Linked DNA regions of Homo sapiens: region 2 is linked to region 1. The links are chromatin loops, found by intact Hi-C in ENCODE. Cell type or tissue: PC-3. All regions are shown on one strand. Each heading gives the region's core, and the rest is flanking DNA. Links, peaks and the distances in the headings are about the cores only.

What was found. Peaks named below come from ENCODE experiments on the same cell type or tissue, not always from the same donor. Only the 100,000 strongest peaks of a DNase experiment are listed, where the experiment ranks them.
Region 2: a loop joins it to region 1, with 12 times the contacts of the local background. A loop is called at or near these places in 2 of 110 quality-filtered maps.

The regions. Positions count from the first base shown.
Region 1 is chrX:8,967,080-8,975,457 of GRCh38, reverse strand. No RefSeq gene overlaps it. Among named protein-coding and RNA genes, the nearest start is that of LINC03114, 44 kb to the right of the region's middle. In PC-3, for the core only: a CTCF peak has its summit at 4,137 (motif pointing left); a DNase peak (open chromatin) is centred at 4,127.
Region 2 is chrX:8,864,596-8,872,973 of GRCh38, reverse strand. No RefSeq gene overlaps it. Among named protein-coding and RNA genes, the nearest start is that of LINC03114, 58 kb to the left of the region's middle. In PC-3, for the core only: a CTCF peak has its summit at 3,866 (motif pointing left); a DNase peak (open chromatin) is centred at 4,353; H3K4me3 peaks cover 1,226 bases; H3K27ac peaks cover 3,370 bases.

The DNA.
Region 1 (8,378 bases), core at 294-8,293:
TCATGTATCATGGTGTTTTAGTTACAATTATTTTATAATTTTTTTTTAAATCAGGGAGTTTGGTGCCTCCAGCTTTCTTGTTTCTGTCCAAGATCGTTGGCTATTCAAGGTCTTCCATAGTTCCATACAAATTTAAAGATGATTTAATCTACCTCTGTGAAAAAAATGACATCTGAATTATGATAGGGATTATGGTGAATCTGTAGATTGCTTTGAGTAGCATGGCAATTTTCACAGTATTATTTCTTCAAATCCATGAATGTGGGATATCTTTCTACATGGGCTATCTTTCTATTTATTTGTGTTTTCTTCAATTTTTTTATTGATGCCTTTTATTTTTCAGTATAAAGGTTTTCTATCTCCTTTAATACATGTATACCTAAGTTTTTTGCTCTTGTAAATAAAATTATATCTTAATTTTCTTTTTAGATAGTTTATTATTAGTACTAAAAATATTATTGATTTATGTATGTTGGCTTTGTGATCTGCAAGTTTACTGAATTCGTTTACCATTCTAAAAGTTTTTGGCAGAGTTTTTAGGGTTTTCTATATGTAAGATCATGTCACCAGCACATAAAGACAAATTCGCTTCTTCCTTTTATGTTTGTATACTTTTTCTTTCTTTCTCTTGCCTAAGTGCTCTGGCTATGATTCCCAAAACTATGTTGAACAAAAGGGGTGAGAGTAGAGTAATGTTAGCTATGGGCTTATTAGTATGGCCTTTATCATTCCCTCTCTATATAATTTATTGAGAGTTTTCCTTGTAAAAGGATGTTGAATTTTGTCAAATGCCTTTGCCACATCTGTTGAGATAATCATATGGTTTTTGTCCTTCATTCTGTTAATGTGATCTATCATGTTGTTATATTTGCAACATTCAACATACGTTGAATTATTCTTGCATTCCAAAGATAAATCTCCCTTGATAATTGTGAATAATTTGTTTCACTATGCTGTTGAATTTGGTTTGCTAATGCTTTGTTGAGGATTTTTGCATTTCTGTTCATCAAAGATATTTGTCTGTAATTTTCTTTTGTAGTGTCCTAGTATATATTTTTAATTAAGCTTCTATTTGATGAACATGTAAAATTATTAGAAAAAGTAAACACGTTTCTAGGATTATTTTTTCCTTTTTTTCTCAGTATTATACTCTTTTTTAAAATTTCAAATTCAAGCTTCTCATAAATAGTATTGGTTTATGCTTCCTGAGAAACTCCTATACTTCCAGTATGTCCTTAGTTCAATTTTGTGATACACCTTAAATAAACGTTAGAAACCATATGGTGAAGGTGGTTGTCTCTCAATTTTTGTTACAGCATGTAGCACACAGCCACGAAAATGTTTACTCTCTAAATTTCAGGTACTATTCAAGGGATCTGGCTGCATATGGAAAAGTCCACCATCCTCTATCTGAAACTCTTAGGGTCATATGCATGCGAAATTACCATTTTTCTTCTGATTTTAGAAAGGTGAGTATTGCATAGACTATATATTATGTAGCCCACCAGTGAGAGTCCAGAATAGCACCTTATAATCAAGCAAATTAGTATGTCTACAGCTAAATGAATGTTCACACTGGATAAGATAAAGACTATAAATGGATTTATGTCAGTTCTTCAAATGAATCAAATGAGTTACAAATATTATCAAGTAGAAAAGAAAGATTTTCAGATAGAAGACTTATTTATTCAAGAAACTTTAATGACACTGTTGACTATAGAGATGAAAACACAATTTTATAAGGAAGGAGATCACAGATGAGTGTAGTATAATAATTCAATCCCAGCACTTTGGGAGGCCAAGGCGGGCAGATCATGAGGTCAGGAGATCGAGACCATCCTGGCTAACACAGTGAAACCTCGCCTCTACTAAAAATACAAGAAAAAAAAAAGGGAGTCTAGCTATATATAATATGCTACGGTCACAAAGAAAAAAATACACCAAATCTAGTTTAAGGGATTGGGAATAATTTTCAGAACAGGGCAACTCTCAAATATACTCTTGACAAGTATGAACATAAACTGAAGAAGGGAAGAGAGAGGGAATAAAGTTGCTGGCAAAGAGAACATTTTTCAAGGCAGCAAATGTGATCAGGAAGGAACAAGAAAAGGATGGATAAGAAAAAGCTGAAGTCAGCATCATGTTTGACTCTTTAGAAGCAAACCATTTATCTTCAGTCTATTGTGTTATTAAACTTCTGTTAAATCTTGCTGTATATTTGTGTCATATTTAAATTAAGCTCTTATTGAACCTTATCTTTGTTTTTCATACACAATTTTAATGACTCTTGTAGAAATATTTTAAAATAAAATTGGAATCCAGATATGTTTCTTTGGCTTATGTTCCACCTTACCTCCATGTAAGTAGAAATCTTCTAAGACATTTTCACAGCTCTATTTAATTTAAACTTGCATCAAAATTTACCTGAAATACTTCATATGGTAGGATCAGAGAATGAGTAGAGCAGAATATCAAAAGAGCTTGTGAAAATAAAAGCACAGTAATCTGCTTATTTTTAAATTAAAAATTATTTAGACAAGTGATTCGATATATTTCAAAAATAATGCTTTTGATAACAAGACAGTAAACTAGGAAGCTCCAGGCCTTTATTCTTCTACAGAAACACTAAAAGAAATTAGACTAGTTAAAATAACGTTATGGGATTTCTGAAAAACAGTTAATGGTCTGGTGTACATAGGTCTGCTCTGTAATCACCCAATGGAGAAAAAGCTACCTTCAAATTGGTACACAATTTTTATTTTGCTTCTACTGACCTTGGCCCCGTTCTTTCCATGATGCAGTGAGATGTGGTAGATATAAAGCAGCCCAGTTTCTGATCAAGGAATTTCTCCCTTGGGCGAGAGGAAGAAGAAAAAACCTTACTTGCAACATTCTGAACTGTCTGGGAACTACCTAGTATTCTGCCCTCTAATTTTCCTTTCCTGGAATTCAGAGAAGAAAAACAGCATATGCCAGGCCTCAGACTAAAAAACAAAAAGCCATAGAAATTGTCAGTGAAAATGGTTTGTAAAAGCTTCAAGGGGACTACAGACCCACTGATACTGGGAGCTAGAGATTAGTAATTAAGGATTGCAACAGGACAACTAAGACACACTAAGAAGCTGGGCTAGGACTCTTTTGGAAATTAAAGCATTTAAGCAAACATACGTGTACACACACACACACACACACACACACGAAGTCCTAGGTGAGATGCATGCTCAAGGAAGACCTGAGAAAACTTCAAGACTTTACCCCTGCTCGGGACATGCATGCTGAATAGTGAAGGCCTTTCTTGGCAAAGAACCAGTCAGCAAAGACTGGCTATAGTGATTGCTTTTTCAAATGCACATTTTTTGTTTGTTTGTTGCATCAAATACCCAATTTTTTAATGTAAAAAAAAAAAAAACCCACAGTATTTTCAAAGAAAGAGAAAAGGCCCATTCAAAGGATGAAAGAAAAGTGGCAAAATCACCTCTGAGCAAACAACAGTTTTTAGATATATTAAACAAAATCTTTAATATAACTTCCTTAAGTATGTTCAAATAACTTAAATAAAAACAGACAAATTAAAGGAAATTTTAAAATGATATCTGAACAAGATGAGAATATCAACAAAGAGACAGAAACTACAAAAAGAAACCAAGTAGAAATTCTGAAGCAGAAAATATAATAACTGAATTGAAAAATTTACTAGAGAGGATTAACAGCAGACTTCAACAAGCAGAAGAATCAGCGAATGTGTATACATTGCATTTAAAATTAGTAGATAAATTATTATTACTCAGAATTCTCCTGAGAACCTAAGAACTCTCACTAACACAGCTCCTCAGACTCAATAATTCATCTATTTATCTTTCGTCTATATACCTTTCTATATATTTTTTCTGTATAAGTAACATTTATTGAACATAGTATTTAAAAGACTCTGTAAACTAGATCTTCTTTGTATTCTGCTAAGACTTGTTGCTTCTGACTTGAGTGTGCATGTGTGTGTCTGTGTTGGTCCTTCCGAGTGCCTCATATTTGCAGCTCCTTATTCTTTGGTGAGAATAAACACCAGGCATTTTACTTGCATTGCTTCTTCACTTACAGTGTGTTGATAGTCCTGTTTGATGAAACTCTGACCAACTATCTCCCCCTTGTGGAAAACATTTATTGGTGTTTCACTCTATCTAGAGAAGACAAGGCTGCCTTGTTGTGTTTAGTACTGCACTTTATTTCCTCACTGAGGCTGTCTTTGTTTAATTTTTATCTGAAATGCCAGATTCATAAAGTATGAGTGTATTAGTCTGTTCTTGCATTGCTATAAAGAAATTCACAAGACTGGGTAATTTATAAAGAATAAAAGTTTAATTGGCTCACAGTTTTGCAGACTGTACCAAAAGCATGGCAGCATCTGCGTGGCTTCTGGGGAGGCCTCAGGAAACTTACAATAATAGTGGAAGGTGAAGGGGGAAGCTGGCACATCTTACACGGCTAGAGCAGGAAGAACGGGGTGGGGGGAGGTGCTGCACACTTTTAAACAACAAGATCTTGTGAGCACTCACTCACTATCACAACAGCAGCACTGAGAGGGAAATCCGCTCCCAAGATCCAATCACTTCCCACCAGACCCCACCTCCAACATTGGAGATTAAAATTGAACATGATATTTGGATGGGGACACAGATCCAAACCATACCAATGGATCTGGCAGTTCTTGTTTTAATTCAGGTAGAAAAATCCTTCTAAAATGAGCATTTAAATTTTAAATATTTCTCACCTACTCCTCTTTTGGTTCCATTATTCGACTTCAGTCTAATGGAGCAAATCTCAATTGTTACTGAACTTATTTTGGTTTTCTACTTCTCCTCTCTATCAAAACAGAACATTGCTCAAAAAAGAACATTTGACAGATAATTATAAAAAAGCACAAAGAGTCACCTACAATTCCACCTTCAGTGAAAAATCCTCTGATATTTTAGCATATTTGCTTGTTATCTTTTCTCTAGTATATTTGATACTTCGTGTTAATGGTCAAGATCATATGGAGTATGTAATATTGCATCGTTAAGCCCTTTTTTATAATCTGCTTTATTCACCTATTGAAACAAGACCAGATCTGGCTTTGGAATCTTCTGGAAATAGCCTCCTGTAAAATGAAAAAGGTCTTGCACTGAAGGGCTCAGGAAAATCTAGGTTCAGCTCACTCTAACAAACAGTAATTTTGTTGACAAATTACTTTAGGCTCAGGGCCGTGGTTCACGCCTGTAATTCCAGCACTTTGGGAGGCCGAGGGAGGCGGACCATCCGAGGTCGGGAGTTCGAGACCAGCCTGACCAACGTGGAGAAACCCCGTCTCTACTAAAAATACAAAATTAGCCAGGCGTGGTGGCGCATGCTTGTAATCCCAGCTACTCAGCAGGCTGAGGCAGAAGAATCACTTGAACCCGGGAGGCGGAGGTTGCAGTGAGCAGAGATCGTGCCATTGCAAGGCAGCCTGGGCAACAAGAGGGAAACTCCGTCTCAAAAACAAAAAAACAAATTACTTTAATGTCAAGGATCCTGCCCTGATTCTTTCACTTACCATGAATCCCTTCAGACTCTCAGATACCTTGCCATTAGTTCTGAAAATTTCAGTACATAACTATAATAACAATAGCTAACACTGTTTACTCTTCTAAGTATTTTATGGTATTAATTCAACAACAGGTCTACCAATTAGGCACAATAATTGTCCCTGTTGTAAGGAATAAGATTAAAGCACAAAAAGTTAAGTAACTTGCTCAAGATCACACTGCTACTAAGTGGGGAAACTGGGATTTAACCCTCTGGCAGTCTGACTACAGAGTCCATGGTTTTAATCACTATATTATGTGGCCTCTCTGGTAACTGAAAAAATGCATATGAAAGCAGTGTGAATATTACAAATTGATGAGCAAATATAAAATGAATCCTTGCACATTCCATTACAGAAAAAAAAAACAACAACTATGAGCCACATTTTTGTGGGTAATAAAAGCACTGAAAAGAAGTTTGGAGCTTATTGAATTATTTTTTGACTATTCAAATGAGAATTTAATTTCTGAAAATATACTAGGCCTGGGTCTATGCATGAGTCAAATATTTAAGTTTCAAAATAATTTTCATGTTAGACATTTTAAAAAATTAATAGAATTTATTTCTTTTTAAGACAATTATTTTTTATTTTACTTTTTAATTTTAACATACAATACACACACCTCAGCTTCACATCTTTGTTCGTGGAACCCAGGACGGTTGATCATAAATTTGTTTCAGAGATGATCTAGACTGAAGCTCTAAAAAGCCGTGCAAAGCCCAGGCACCTATTAGAATAAGTCAACCTGGCCCTTTTATCCTGAAAATTACCTAGTATGTGGCTTATCCCAACTGCCACCAAAAAAATTCTGATTACTTAGGATACTTCGTATATCATGAAGTAATGGATGAATAGAAGTGATACTAAAGACATTTTACAATCAGTATGGCACTGGTATCAACCAATCAAAAATTATATTGCATCTATTAGAGTGGATGTGCTATTTTTCAGCTGGAGATTTCAGCAAATCTATCAGGTTCTGATTCACGCTATACCCCTTCCTAGCTGTGGTCTTGGGTAATTTCATCACTCTTTATTTACTTCTTTTTATACCCCAACTTTTATTTTAAATTCATGGGTACATGTGCAGGGCTGTTATATAGGTAAGCTACATGCCATGGGGATTTGGTGTACGTATTATCTCGTCACCCAGGCATTAAACATAGTACTCAATAGGTTGTTTTTTGATTCTCAGCCTCTTCCCACCCTCCACCCTCAGGTAGGTCCTGGTGTCTATTCTTTTCTTTGTGTCCATGTGTTCTCAATGTTTAGCTTCCACTTATAAGTGAAAACACGAGGTATTTGATTTTTTGTTCCTGTTAGTTTGCTTAGGATAATGGCCTCCAGCTCCTTCCATGTCGCTGCAAAGGACATGATCACCTTCTTTTTATGGCTGCATAGCAGTCCATGGTGTATATGTACCACATTTTCTTTATCTAGTCTACCATTGGTGGGTATTTAGGTTGATTCCATGTGTTTGCTGTTGTGAATAGTGCTGCAACGAACATACACGTGCAAGTGTCTTTATGGTAGAATGATTTATATTCCTTCAGGTATATACCCAGTGATGGAATTGCTGGGTCAAATGGTAATTCTGTTATAAGTTCTTTCAGAAATGACCACACTATTTTCTACAATGACTGAACTAATTTACATTCCCACCAGCAGTGCGTAAGCATAAGCATTCCCTTTTCTCTACAACCTCATCAGCATTTGTTTTTTGACTTTTTAGTAGTAGCCATTCTGACTGGTGTGAGATGGTGTCTCATTGTGGTTTTGATTTGCATTTCTCTAATGATTAGTGATATGGTTTGGATCTATGTTCCCACCCAAATCTCATCTCAAATTGTAATCCCCGTGGATCAAGGGAGGGACTTGTAATCCCTGGAGGGAGGGAGGTGATTGGATCATGTGGTGGGTTTCCCCCATGCTGTTCTCTTGATAGTGAGTGAGTTCTCATGAGATCTGATGGTTTTATAAGGGGCTCTTCCCCTTTCACTCCCTCTTCTCTCTCCTGCCACCTTGTGAAAAGCTACTTGCTTCTCCTTTGTCTTCTGCCATGATGGTAAGTTTCCTGAGGCCTCCCCGGCCACGTGGAACTGTGAAAAATCACCTGGTGACCATTGAACAGGCCCTGGAGACAAAAAAAAAAAAAAATCCTTATCTGAGGAATTTAGAAGAGAGCAAAGACCGCTTGGTGACCATCAAACAGATCATCCAGAGGCAAAACTCCTTATCTGAAAAATTTAGAAGGCAACAAACACCTCCTGGTGACCATCAAATGGGCCTGGAGGCAAAACTTCTTATCTGGGAATTTAGAAGTAACTCAATTTCCCTGGTATCTAAGTTGGCATCTGGTTCCAGGCCTCTTTCAACTTTTATAAGTAACTAAAATTTCTCTGCATCTCTGGAATGTGCTGAAACTCATTTTACAACCCTGAGCTCCTGCCTTAAGGTCTATTGATACCGCTAAGGAAAAATCCACCGAGGCATGCTCAGTCCTCTTGCTGAGGCACCCAATGTAGTGTTCTTCCTTCCTAATAAACTTTCCTTTTTCAAACCTATACTGTTGTTGGTAAATTCTTTTTACCAACCTGTGAGTTGACCACTTCCCACTGCCAGGGCTCTGACATCTTTCTGGCAACCTCCTTTGTTTATAAATTACCTAGTCTCAGTAGTATCTTTACAGCAGTGTGAAAATGGACTACTACAGTAAATTCGTTATAGGTAGTTAGGTATGAGTGGGGCAGGCGAGGGCTCTCTCCCCACCCATTAT
Region 2 (8,378 bases), core at 327-8,326, 100 kb after region 1:
TAGTATTTCAAGAACTGTGCTTGATGAGCCAGCTCATAGAGCTTTATGCCAGGAAGAAATATCTAAGGAAGAGGGAAAGGAGGAGGGGGCTCATGGTATTTTAGACAGGGGCAAAATAAGGGAGATTGAGAAAAACATCTGTCTTGGCCTCCTGCTGCTGCTATAACGAATTCTCTCACTTGGTGGCTTAAAACAAGACAAACTTATTATCTGACCGTTCTGGAGGTCAGATGTCTGGAATGGGTCTCACTGGGCTACAATCAAGGGCTATGTTCTTTCTAGACATTTAGAGGACAATCCATTCCCTTGTCTTTTCTAATTTCTAGGGGCTGCCTGCATGCCTTACTTCTTGGCTCCCTTGTTCCATTTTCAAGGCCAGTAGCATGGCGTCTTCCCATTTCTCTGTCTCTCTCTGGCCTCTGCTTTCATCCTCACATCTTCATCTCTCATTCTCGCCCTTCTGCCTCTCTTCACAAAGACCCTTGTGATGACATTGGGCTCACCCGGACAACCCAGGGTCATCTTCCCATTATAAGAGCCTTTGCTTAATCACATCTGCAAAGCCCCTTTGTTGTGTAAGGTAACATAGTCTTAGGTTTTGGGGATTAGGATATGAATATCTTGGCAGGGAGGCATTATTCAGCTTACCCAGCACCCCTGCTGCATTCAGCTGCAAGAGGTCTGGTGCAGACGTGACTGTAGAGCACAAAGTGCCTGGGCCCTCGGTCATATGTAATCCTTGAGTTAGAGTAGCATGTCCTCAGATATGCTGCTTATTTTACAGAGAAAGGACTATGCCTATCTGATAGTTTCCTGCTTTATTAAGCATGGCATAGCTGTAGTATAGCAGTCTCTGCATGTTTGTAATGCACTCCTCTCCATTGCTTCTTAATTTTTCAGTTTGTGAAGAAAGCACACCTAGAGCACAGTGTCACTCAAAACTATAATGATAATACAAAACTATGCAGCCATCATTAATCCACATTAGTTCTTCACCAATGTTTCTTAAAACACCAGCTATTGACAAAAGATATTTCTTTCTAAGTGACAGGGAAGACCAGACTGCTAAGTTACCTTTTGTTATGGAGGTGTGATGCTTGGTAAGGGATCTCATTCCAAATGCACCTGCCTGACGCCACTGGACAGCTCAGCCCACTCTGCAACTCTTGGATCTCCCACTGGTGTGTGGGAATGGAAGAGTTAAACTGTGATGCTGCAGACTGGTGGGCAGATGACTTTTAACTCATCTCCTCTAACCATATGAACATTGAAAAGTGGGAGACTGGGAACAGCTCTAGAGGAAATTGCTTTTGAGTATCTTGGGAGCGTCTTTCAGAAAACGCTAACCTCAAAGATATCTTTTCCAGCCTAGAGCCAATGGATTATATAAACTCCCTTCCACCACGGTGCCAACACAGCATTTTCAGAAGTAATTATGTAGCTGAGTTCACAGGCCAAAATAGAATATTTTAAAATATGTTTTTCAGAATTGTCAGACTTTCTTCAGTTCCTGAATCTGCTGTAATTAGGATGGAGGTGTTTGGTGTTGTGCTGGTGAAACTTGTGTATGTGAGGTAGAACTATGAGACTCTGTAAGCAGAATGAGCAACTAGGTCTTTCAAGGAGCGTAGCAGCCCCAGTGACAAAAGTCATTTAGAGCCAGATGGAATATGAGCAAATCAGAGAACCCAACAGAATCAGTAAAGGAGGTTAGGCCAAGCTGGTCATGGTTGTATTTCCATAGCCTGCCAGATGTGCCTCCACCCTTCTCCATCCTCTCTGTACCCTCAGGAAGTGACTCCAGTGGACTACATCTGTGGGCCTTGGCTAGCTGACTTCCTGTTGGCTTCTAGGAGGAGATTGGCAGGAGGCAGGAGACTGCCTTTGGGACACAGGTGCTGCATGGATCTGGTAACCACTTCTATCCATGGCCACTTCACCTCTGGACATAGGAACTGTTTACCAGAGATCCTAGCCCCAGGGAACTTCAACATCCCTCTCCAGTATCTTTGCACATAGTCAGTGCATTAGATTCTCCTTGGCATTGATTTCTTCTGGTGGGACTTTTCTACATTATTTTATTTTCTTCTCTTATCTGCTTTATAAAATCTGCAGAAACTACTCTATAGTGTGAATTCTATTCTTTTCAACTTACTATTTTTTTTAACAAACTCTTCAGATGAAAGATGACAGCTGTGTTACTGAAGCAGAGTGATCCTCCAGGTACTCATAATCAGTAGTCAGGTAAATGACTCCCAAGGATAATGGTCCTGGAGCAGGACCTAATTCCTGAGTGAGAACCGCCTGACTGCTACTCTAGATACAGTAAGGAGCGGGGGTGAAATGTCGCATTTCCTGTGGCAGAGAGAGTTGCTTTCAAAACTTTTCTGGCTTCCTTGCCTGTGCAAAGTTGAGCAATTATAAGAACAGAATTGCTTGTCTATAAAATGGAGACAAAAATTCATTCCTCATAGGGCAGTTGTGAAGATTAAAGAAGATTAGAGATGTCATGATTTTCTTCCTCTTCTCTTTCTCCCCCTCCCTTCTCCCCTCTTCTCTTCCTTTCCTGCTCCTCCTCCACATCCTCCTCCACCTCTTCTTCTTCCTCCTCTCCTCCTTATTCTCCTTTTCCTCCTCCTCATCCTCTCCTGATACTCTAATAAAGCAGTTTGCTGATTTGCTCTTCATTTGAGAAAAATAATATAACCTTATTTTGAATCTGTTTTTAGATCCACATCAAAACAATACCTTTGGAATCAGTGTAATTGCTTGCATTATATACTATAGAGTTGTTATCTTAGATCAATGCATCTCATTATTCCTTTGCTTTTTTTTTCCAGAAAACTTAACCCTCTTATCTAATACAGGAACATCTACCTTGCCAGGATGGCACCATATTTATCTTATCAGAGTCTCTGAAAAATTTTTACAGTATGCCCTTTAGAAATTATGCAAGTCATTCCATTTTTGTAGTCACTTTTGTTAAAACTTTAGACATAGCCAAATTGTTCTGCTTCTGGAGAGCATCCTGGAAAATATTTTTTTCTTCTGGGTGCCTACTAGTGACTCAAACCTGTAGTTCTGGTAGAATTTAAAAATCCTTATAGGCTGAATAACACTCCTTGTCTTGTGCTTGGTTCTTAAGCAAAAATAACTCAGGGTTCAGACTGTGTGTGCAGAGGTGTTCTCAAATGGGGGTAATGGGTTGTAATAATACAAGCAAGCCAATCTCTGTGGTGTCCATCGTTAGCAGGTTGACCAACTCCTCCTGGTTTTAAAACCTTCTCAGTCTGGTGCAAACTGGAGTTGTTGGCCATCCTACCTATTGAAAACACACTAAACACATTTCTGACTTCAAGGTTTATGATGCAACTAAAACAGGAGGCAAGAAAAGGCAAAGTAGGTGAGGTGGGGGTCCTTACTCTATTCCAAGCTTCATTATCTTCAGGGGAGGACATTATTTTTTAAGCATCCAGGGAATGGTGTATTTTTACAATGTATCAAAATAGAGCATATGTGCACATCATTAAATTTCATGAGTAGGCTATTTGCATTTCCCAAATTCTCACTTTGTATCAGGTTGACAGGTATGCAAATGGGAAAAAGACATAAAAACATATTTCAAGTTGTTGATAAGTCTTCTTAGCGTTACACTGGGGTAGACTAATGGTAATTCATGTAGAGGAAATGAGCTGTCTCCATGCCGAATGGCAGCCAGCTGAGCAGATCGCTTGCATTTCAGGTGCTACCATGTTAGGGATCCTTTGTGATTTAAAAAATTTTAAAAAGTTTCCATTTCTCTATGAAGAGTTTCCTTAGGCTACTTATATTAATAATGAGCTGCACAGTGACATCTAGTGTAGGAAGCAGAGAAAAATTAGAGACAACACATAGGTTAGTCACCATCTCATGCAATTTCCAAAAGAACATAATGAATAATACTGAGAAACAACTCTCCTTTTGCTGAACGACCATTCTCTTCCTTTCCTTAATTAGCACTAATGAACAACCTCATGGATATATGCTCAGTTAGGATATCTAACCATAGCAGGGGTTGGAGGTGGAAAATGGGGGCAGCGGGGACAATCTCCATTGATGCTATAAAGTTTAAATCTATCATATAGCTGAGACATTTTCCATCCTGGAGTTCTCTTTCAAAGAACAAATGTCTGATGGGGAACAGAAAGGGAAGATTGTTGCATGAACTCACATGTCTATGGTGTTTCTGACCACCACAGACAGTAGTGATTCACAGCTGAGTGTGTTGGATAGGAGTGGATTAATCTTTGGGGGATGCCACTATCTGTATAGGGCTGGCGGACGTGAGAAGCACAACAGGAAATGCAGGAGTATCTTGCAAGGTATGACGCACGGGGAAATGGGGAGCAGAAAGTGCAGGAGAGGCATTGTCAACACAAACTTTACTCACCTCATAATTTTGATCTAGGGTCAGCATAACTCAGCCTTGTTTAGTATGAGTCATCCCCAGTATTAGTATTATTTTGGTGAACATAACACACCAAAACCATTTAAGAAGTACCTAACTTACATGCAGCCTTGCAAATGCAACCTAATATCCTGTTTTCCAGAGTTTACAAAGTTAATGGGCAACAGTCCATTTTTTTCACAGCTCTCCTCTCTGGCCTCTGCACTCTGACCCGCCAGCCCTTATTCTGCTGCTCAGCACAGCAGTGTGTTCCCATCACAAGGCCTTTGCACTTACTGCTCCCATCACATGGGGTGCTGGCCCTGCTGGTTTCATATGGCTGCACTCAAGTCACCATTATGGTCTTTGCTCAGACTATGCTTCAGAAAAGCCTGTGTGATCAGCACTGGAGGTACAGTAGCCATCCCCTTCACAGGAGCATACATTGTTTATTTTTTAACACTTTACTGAAATACTCTACTTATGTGTCTGCTCATTAAAAATACTAATGATGTGATAGCCCCAAGTCATTGAAATACCTCCTTTCCTGCAAAGCAAAAAGATTGTTGAAAGTGTCTGTTGGTTCATTTTAACTGAGTATGATAGAAGAGTCAAGGTAGAGAAGGAACCAGATACTTTCCAAGTAGAATTTTAAAAGACAGTATAGGGGCCAGGCTTCACTTGGAAAATAAATCTGTTTTTCATCTCCAGTACTATAGTTTAGATATTTGTCCCCCAAACCATATGTTGAGATTTGATCCAATGTTGCTGTTGAAGCCTATTGGGAGTTGTTTGGGTCATAGGATAGATCCCTCATGAATAGATTAGTGCCCTCAGTGGTTGGGGGTGGATGACTTCTCATTCTATTAGTTCCCATGGGAACTGATTGTTACAAACAGCCTGGCACTTCTCTCCTCTCTCTCTCTCTCTCTCTCTCTCTCTCTCTCTCGCTTCCTCTGTTTTTGTGTGATCTCTGCACATGAGTAGAAGCATCCTGAATCCCTCACCAGATGCCCAGTGATCCAGCCAGCAGAATTGTGAGCCAAGTAAATCTCTTTTCTTTATAAATTACCCTATTTCAGGCATTCTTGTATAGCAACACAAAACAAACTAAGACATCCAGCTTCTTCGACTAGTAACAGATTTTCAAAAAAAAAAAAAAGTGGCCTGGCAATAAAAATAAAATCAAGACTGTGTTTCTAGGAAACTTTGTTAAAATCACTGAAAGATTTAATGTGCTGTAGAATAAATAGATTCTTTCAGCTAGACAAAAGAATTTCTAAGAATCTTAAGAACATTGCTATTAACAATTTTACTCTCACAAACATTTGCAATTAGTGTCTTGGTGCAGAAATACCAAAGTTCCTTTTCTGGGGTATGATACCCCATGGAGGGGCGGGAGGTGAAGTGGAATAGCTGGGATGGCTACATTGTAGAGTATACACAAACTCAATTTGCTGGGTAATATCGAATCACTTTCAAAGTCATTTTTACCCCTACCAACAGGCTATGGGAGTTTCTATGACTTCACATCCTCACCCATAGATGATGTTAATAGACTTCTTAACTTTTCATGCTCTACTGGATATAAAAAGATGGCTCATTATAAATTTAAACTGCATTTTGCATTTTGTTTTTCTGTTTACTAATGAAACTTGGCACTTTTTCTTTGGCTTATTGGCCATTTGTGTCTTCTATTTCATGAACTACCTTGTCACCTACTCCACAATTAGGATTTGTTACTTGATCTCCATGTGTATATGCAAATATTTGCCTGTATTTATTGTCATCATCATACTTTGGGCACTGGCCATGCTACCTCTGTGAGGAAAGAAGGGAAAGGAAAGGAAAAATAAGAAAAGAAGAAAACATCCATGTAAGTTTTTAATAAGTATGGCATGCATGACTCAGAAAATCTGTCAAAATTTTTATTGGAATTACATTGAATCTGTAGACCAACTGGGTGAGAATTGACAGATCTATGATATTAAGTTTTCTAATGAAGAACATGTTGTTTTGTCCCTAAATTCTGTTCTTCAGTGTTTTTCACCATCTGTCTGTAATTTTCTAGATAAAGAATATATAGGGTTTCCTCCATAAATCTGTTAATGGAGTAGATTAGAGTAACTGACATTCTAACTTTGAAGCACCTTTGATATTGATGTGTTACCTTTCATTATATATTGCTGATAAGTTTTTAAAATATTGTATTTAAGATTTTTGCACCTATGTTCATGAGCGATTTTGGATAACACTTTTAAAGCAGTTTTATTGAGATATTACCCATATACAACATTAGTCGTCCATTTAAAGTGTACAAGGTAGCCAAGCACAGTGGCTTGCATCTGTAATCCTAGTGCTTTGGGAGCCCATGGCAGGAGATTTGCTTAAGGCCAGGAGTTCAATGTCACAGTAAGTTATCATTCCATCACCACACTCCAACCTGGGGGACAGAATGAGACCCTGTCCCTAAAAAGTAATGATAAAAAATAATAACTTGTAAAAATAAAGTATACAATGCAATAGTTGTTAGTGTATTCACAGTTATTCAGGCCTTACTCTAATCAATTTTAGAGCATTTTCATCACCCCCAAAAGAAGTCTTATACCCATTAGCAGTCACTATCTTCTCAATGCCTGGCAACCATTATTTTGCTATCTCTGTGGATTTATCTATTCTTGATATTTCATATAAATGGGCTCATAGATGCTAATTTTTTCAATATTTTTGTTTGCTTTAGGTACCAAGGTTATCTTAGCCTGATGTAGTTTGTTAGTGTGTTGTCCTTATTTTTCCCTAAAAGGTATTTTATAAGATTGAAATATTTGTTCTTTAAATAGTTAGAGAAAGTCATCTATTAATTGTTGTGACTACCGTTTCTTTGTGGGAAGATTTTTAACCATTAATGGTTATGGGATAATTCTTTTATTCAAGGTAAGAATATCTATCCATTTAATTGGCTTCATTAATAGACTTATGGAGGAAACCCTATATACATCTATCAACAAATGCAGAAAAAATTAATAATGTTAATCTATGATCTTAAAAAACATCCTCTGAAAAAGCTAGGAATAGAGTAGACTATCCTTAAGTTGATAAATAGCTTTAAAAGGTTTGTAGCAAAAGTCAAACTCGAAGAATCTTCCTTTCAAATCACGAGGGGTAAAAAAGAAGCCTGCTACCATGTCTACCACACTATAGTATCTGGTATCTGTCATAGCCAGCAGAAAAATAAAGAGAAAAAAATAAAATCTAAAAGATGGAAAGAAACAAACAACTGTCACTTAATGATAGGGATATGTTCTAAGAAATACATTGCTAGGTGGTGATTTCATCATTGTGGGAACATCACAGAGTGACTGACGCAAATCTAGACAGTATACCCTACTATGCACCTATGCTGGATAGTAGAGCCTATTACTCCTAGGCTGCAAACCTGGACAGCATGTGACTATATTGAATACTGTTGGCAATTGTAACACAGTGATAAGTATTATGTATCTAAACGTGTCTAAAACATAGAGAAGGTATAGTAAATATATAATTTTTAAATCTTATGGAACCACCGCTGTATATGTGGTCCATTGTTGACTGAAACGTCATTATGTGGTGCATGACTGTATTCGTAAATGATAAATTATCTATACAGGAAAAACTAGAGAGTCCAAGAAAATATTAAAATGAATAAGACACTTCAGCAGAGTGTCAAAAAAGAAGAACAATATGTAGAAATTTCATTTCTATGCACCAGCAATAAAGGCTATTTAACCACATATACATAGCACATAATAATTATCAAAAAATGACATGCAATAATTTTCTGCACATACTTTTGTAAGGCAAGTAAAGAATTAAAAACACAGGACACTATTAATTAAAATGTTGGCTTAAGGTTTTATAGGCTTCACCAATAATGTGTCTTCAAATCTGAAAGTGTACAAATGAGAATTTA